2 separate regions of the Homo sapiens genome follow, and region 1 is linked to region 2. Evidence: chromatin loops called from intact Hi-C (ENCODE). Cell type or tissue: PC-9. All regions are shown on one strand. Each heading gives the region's core, and the rest is flanking DNA. Links, peaks and the distances in the headings are about the cores only. Region 1 has its middle 13 kb from the start of PROK1. Region 2 has its middle 9.1 kb from the start of KCNA2.

Evidence for each region. Peaks named below come from ENCODE experiments on the same cell type or tissue, not always from the same donor. Only the 100,000 strongest peaks of a DNase experiment are listed, where the experiment ranks them.
Region 1: it touches region 2 in a loop (15-fold over the local background); 3 of 110 quality-filtered maps call a loop at or near these places.

The regions. Positions count from the first base shown.
Region 1 is chr1:110,462,925-110,465,831 of GRCh38, reverse strand. No RefSeq gene overlaps it. Among named protein-coding and RNA genes, the nearest start is that of PROK1, 13 kb to the right of the region's middle. In PC-9, for the core only: no CTCF peak of the experiment used is centred there; DNase peaks (open chromatin) are centred at 1,291 and 1,881; H3K4me3 peaks cover 320 bases; H3K27ac peaks cover 1,586 bases.
Region 2 is chr1:110,614,041-110,616,910 of GRCh38, reverse strand. It overlaps a transcript of KCNA2 not described here. Among named protein-coding and RNA genes, the nearest start is that of KCNA2, 9.1 kb to the right of the region's middle. In PC-9, for the core only: CTCF peaks have their summits at 752 and 960 (motif pointing right); a DNase peak (open chromatin) is centred at 980.

The sequences.
Region 1 (2,907 bases), core at 131-2,630, 150 kb after region 2:
GATAAGGCAAGAACCCTCTCTCTCATCTTTCCCTGGCTGGGGCCAAATTCCCGTGGGTGCTTAGCTCCCCTGAGACCCCTCACAGGCTCTTTCCTCTGACCCTACCTCCCTGGGCCTGCACCAGAGCCTCTTCTCAGGCCCCTTCTTGAAGGCTAATGAGACCAGGCATGGCCAGCCTGACACTGCAGGCTCTCAAATGTCTCATTGTCCTCCCCTCACGCTGACAGTAAGCTGCAGGCTGCCTCTGCCCATGGGGCTACTGCTACTAAGATACCACCCCCAGCAGCTCCTGCAGTGGGGCAGCTCCCAGGAGAGGGTCCTGGGCCCCGCCTTCTGTTGCCCTGACTCTCTGACACCCCCTGGAGACCCTGAGCATTGCATCTGGCAGCCCAGGTCCTTGTCTCATCCCTTCCCAGCTGAGCCCCAGATGGGTCCAGGGAGTGTGTATGTAGAACACATGTTGCCTCCTGGTCTGGGCCTCAGAGCAGCCAGCTCAGCCTCCTCACCTGCAAGGCTTTCCAGAGTCCAGGTGGGGGCCCAGCTGTTTGCCTTAAAGTGCACGGAAATGACTGCCTTTCAAGGGACCTCCTCTCTCTCCTGCGCAACTGCTCCTCTCTGTATTCTTTTTCCCCCTTTGCACTTTGATGACTCAGGTTTTCACAGGCACAATAGTTCCCCCTTTGAAACCTAATTCTGGATGGGCACAGACCCAGGTGCGCACACACACCCTTCTTCCTCCCTCTCCCGGGCTTGCTAGTCCTTGCTTTAGCATGAAGACTACCCTCTATCTTAGCTGGAACTTCTCCTAATGGAAACTAGCCTCTCTGCCACTTGGAAAGAAAAGTAGAATTTTCATTATTTGTTTAACTGATTTCCTTCAAAGGTTGGGGTGATGGGTTAGGGTAGTGTTTCTCTGGGAGTGGGAGGTACAAGGAGCACCTGCATCAGAGTCCAAGCTGTAGAGGGGCTTGTTGAAGGCCCCACAGAAGCAGAGTCTTCCTTTGGTGCTTGGCAGTAACGTCTTCCTTTGGTGCTTGGGAACTGGTGGTCTAGGGGGTGAGCAACATTCCCTAGCACTGCCTCCTTCTAGAAGGGAGTCGCAGCAACAGTGAGGCCTGTCTCAGGGAACACACATGGTTTGGGAGGTTTGATTTGGACACAATCTGAGAGGAGCCAGGACAGACTTCAAAGCCCACTCTCCTTATGCTTTTTCTACCAAAAAAAAAAAAAGAATAGCACAGTATTAAGATCATAGCCCATATTGAGCAAACATTCCATTTTACTGTGAAACAGTGACTCATATGTTTAAGCAAGGTATTAAGAAGTACTTAGATAAGATTTGTGTATCTGTGTTCCCAAATGGAGCTGTTATTGAGCTCTGCCTACATAAACCTGTGCTTCTAAACTTCAAGATAATAACAGAACATGATCTGAACAAACTGATTTCTTCCTACCATGTTCAGCTTCTGGGGAATTGAAGCACATCCGAGAAAAGATTGTTCGTTCCTTCCTGGACATCTTATTGGTTTACCTCACTGAAGAGATCCCTCCAGGTAATGCTAGTGTGGTGTGCTGGTTACAACACGTAGGTGCTATTTTTATTATTGCCATTGTACAGATGGGGAAACTGAGGTACTGAGAGGTTTAGTAACTTTGGGTCCAAAGTCTCTAGTAAGCATCCAAACTAGGGTTCGAACTCAGGCAGTCTGTGCAGTGAACCACTGTGCTAACCCCCCGTCAGGAAACATAAGGGAGCTTTGCCGCTAATTTGATGAGAAATGCCAATCGAGCAAAATGTAAAATAACAAGAACATGTCAAGCTGCCATTTGACATATTTGTTTACTTAATCTTTGGGGTTTAGCTTTGAGACAGAATTTCACAGGCTCCTCCATGACTCGTCTCCGTCAGAAATGTGCCCACGTCTTCTTACTCACACCAGTGTTTCTCTCTGTTTAGATCCAGTTAATCCTCCTCATTAATCTTCAGCTCCCAAATAAAGGCCCCTCTGTCCTCACTAGACCCAGAATATTTTCCTGCCCTGTACCAGGCCAGCCCCCGCAGGAGCTCCGAATCCTTTTGAGAACCACACTCGTGTTTTTCTCCCAAGGTACACAGAAACAAATATGTCTGTGACTGACGCGCAGCAGAGTCTATCGAGTAGGCAGGGGGCTGAGACAGGAAAGGATCTTTTGGACAAAAGGACCATAAATCATATCCTTCCTGTGACCTGGACCAAGTGGTCTTCCCAAGACCCAAGCACTGCCCCTCAGGTGAGCAGAGAACTGGGACAGGACACAGCAGAGTGGCAGGGACCTAGGGTGTGGCTGCAGACCATGGCTGTGTGCAGGCCCCAGCAGAGCCCTTTGTCATAAATATGGGATGGAAAACCTCAGCAGGGAAGCTGACTCTTTCGTTCACCTAAAGTTGTTCACCTCAGTGATTCTGTGGCTTTGGGCTTCTGAGTCTAGCCATGGCCCCAACCAGGGTTGGAGCAAGAGGTGGCAACCCATCTTTCAACCTTATTCCTTGTCAGGGTCAGCTGTCCAGGGTGTAGTTCTAAAGGGGGCACAAAACATCCCTGCAGTCAATAGAAGACTCAGAGCCAGTTAAGGCCTGTGCCAGATAACTCAGCCACTACATAGGGATCTCTCTGTTCCCACCAGGGTGGGCAGTGCCCTCCAGTGGAAAACAAAAATTCCTTGCACTCATCTTAAGATGCAGTCCCAGGAAACTGAAACCCCAGACTGCAGAGTGCACAGTATAGTGCTTTTGTTCTGCTCATAGGCAGTTTCTTTAATCATCTAAATTGAAAACAGTTTAGTATGCCATTGGTGTAAAAGATGTTTGGGGTAGAAAACCACATATAACAAATGCCTTATTTGGTACATTAGCAAAGAAATACACAG
Region 2 (2,870 bases), core at 1-2,500:
CTTGGGTTAGAGTCAATTGTTGACAATTCTGCTTCCTTATCCATCCTTCTAGGGAAGGAACTAGTATTTATCAAGCACCTCCTCTGTGCCACGCTCTGTGTGTCCCCCACAGTGCTTGGCTCGATGCCTGGTTTAGAGCCGGGGCTAGAGGACAGACCATGACTCAGCTCCTGCCTTTTGCACCCAGCTGCTGGCTATGTGGCTACAGGCAAGCCACTCAGCCTCACCAAGCTTGTTTCTGTAACTGTTGAATGGGAGTGAACATAGCACCTGCCTCTGTTAGGAATTATCCTTCTCACATAGCCTGGAGAGTTTCAGTTAGACCCTGGCTCGGTTGTTCCCAGGCTCTGTTGTTTTTTCCTTAGGAACCATGCTGGCTTATTTATGATCTAACTCTGGGGTCCCATGTTTCTTAAAGAAAGAACTTTTTCTTATTTCCTGAAAGCTCCTGGACTTTGGAAAGGTGCAGCTGGAAGAGAAGGGAAGTGATGCGCAGCCCCCTATGAAGTCACTCCACATTCTGACTTCCACCCTCTACCCCGCTGTCCCACAGAGCTGACCTGACAACTGCCACGGCCCCTGACCCTGACTAGATGAACCTGGGTGGTGGGGGTGGGGGTGGGGCTGCATTGCCAGCCCCTCATCATCTCAGGAAGTGAAGCCTGGGCCAGGGGCTACAGATGCCCCATCTCTCCAGGCTGACTTGGGGATCTGCAGGTTACAGAGTCCCTGATTTAACCCAGCAGATTCTAATGGCCAGAGTTCAGAGAAGAGAGGAATTCCTTTGAGGCATGCAGAACCCTTAAAGCATGGCTCTGCCCAGGTCCAAAGACCCCTGGAGAGCCCTATACCACATCCTCAAGGCAGAAAGAAACTCAGGTCTCTCTTTTTCTGAATTGGTGAGGCTCTTTTCTCCTCCCATCTGGTTTCCACTTCCTTAGGCACGTCCCTGCACCCATGTGGCCATTGGGTGGCACTGTTGGATGAGCCTAGAATTTCAGGTGAACAGCAAGCATCCCAAGACTCCTGGTTGCGAGTGTGAGAGGGACAGGAAACCACAGAGGTTCTCCTCCCCAGGCGCCCCGACCCTCTGTCCCTCCTCCTAGCTGTCGTTTGTGCCCCAGGCTCTCTTCCACTCCTAAGTCATCTTCCCTGTACTCTTCTAGATACACGTTGGTTCTGCAACACCAGGAATGCCAGGATGATTTAGCCACCTCCTCACTTGTCTACCTTTCCCTCCCCTGCTTCAAAGACTTGGGTCGATCGAAGCACCAAAGCATCACTGTTGCTGACACTAACAAGTAGTGCCAAGGGATTGCCTTTAAGGAAGATCAGGAGCGGAACATCTGGTGGCAAAGAAAATCTTTCTAATAGCCCCATTCTAGTGACCACCTTCAACCTCCTCATAGCAGGAGAGTTTGGGAGTAGGGGACTTAGGATGTTTTGTTCTTTTAATCAATTCAGAAAATATGTATGTTTGAAATAAAAATAAAAATACTTGAGCCAGAGAGGCTGAGTCACTCCAGAGCCTCAGATTTGAGTTCCCAGGGCAAGCCCCACTGCCTGTCCACACAAGAGTTTACTCCATTCAACAAACACGTTTTTTTATCCAACTGTTTTCTACCTAGTCTTTCATGCCTCTAATTCTACTTCCTTAGCATTCAGGTAAGGCCCTAGGTAAGTGGTGTGTGGCAGGCGGGCCCTGCTGTGATCTTACAGGTCGCCTTTGGGTGCCTTAGGCCATGAAACTTCCAGTAGGGCCAGTCATTTTCCTCAGGTTGAACTTCAGGAAACTCCTCACTGCAATTTCAGCCCCTTTCTGCAAGGCCTCAGAGTCAAAGATTCCCTGTGTTCCCTTTGTAATGACCCTTCTTGGACTCAGAGAACATCATTAAGATGCACTGAGCATCAGGTTTGCACTGTTTGGAATGTTTGCAGGATTCGTTTTCAAAATGATTTGGCATCTTTGAAAGTCCTTTCTCCCTTTTAAACAGGCAGTGACATGTGTTGGGGTAACGGTTGATGTGGGGATCAGCAAAGTCTGGGCTGGAATCCCAGCTCTGCCACTTACTAGAGCCATGCAACCTTGAGCAGGTCCTATGACCTCTGAGCCTTGATGTCCTCTCAGCAAAATAGTGACAGTAGGAGGACCCATGGTGCCAGTGGAGATAAAGGAGGTATATGCATTCATCTGCTTAAGGCTCCCATTCCTCAGCCAGGTAAAGTTGAAGAACGAATCATAGAATAAGAAGTAGCCCAGCTTTCCCATTTTACAGATGAAGAAACTGGGGCCCAAAGAGGGGAAGTGACTTACAAGGTCACCTGGTAATAAAGTCAGGACAGAAACTGGCAGGCCAAGGGCCTTTCCATGATATCAACTTGCTTCTTGTTTTTCTGTTCTATTCCTCTTCTCTATTGACCAAAGGCCATAAAAGGGAGAGAAGAAGGACGTGGGGCTTAGAGTAACCTTCAGGCCCAGCTAATTCAGCCACATAACGCAGACACTAGGGAGTCAACCTGTGTTAGGCTACTTTTATGAAGCAAAAACAGTGATACTGTCTGCACTTCTGGGATAACTGGGCCACACTAGGGTCAAAGTGTTCTCCTCTGGAGACTTTGATACATGGCCCACTTTGAAGTTAGAAAACTTCCGAGGATGGCCAGGGTAGTGCAAGACCTCAAGCCACAGCATATAAGGAAGAGTTGAGGACCTGGGAATAATGACCTCAAAGAAGAGAAGCCATGGAGCTCCTCGCCACTGTTTTCAACTTTGTAAAGTGCTGATCTCTGCAAGGTGCAGGGGAGGGGAGGAAGAATTGCTCTCTATGGCCACAGGTGGGACGCCTGAGTGAAAGCTTCAAGAAGGATAA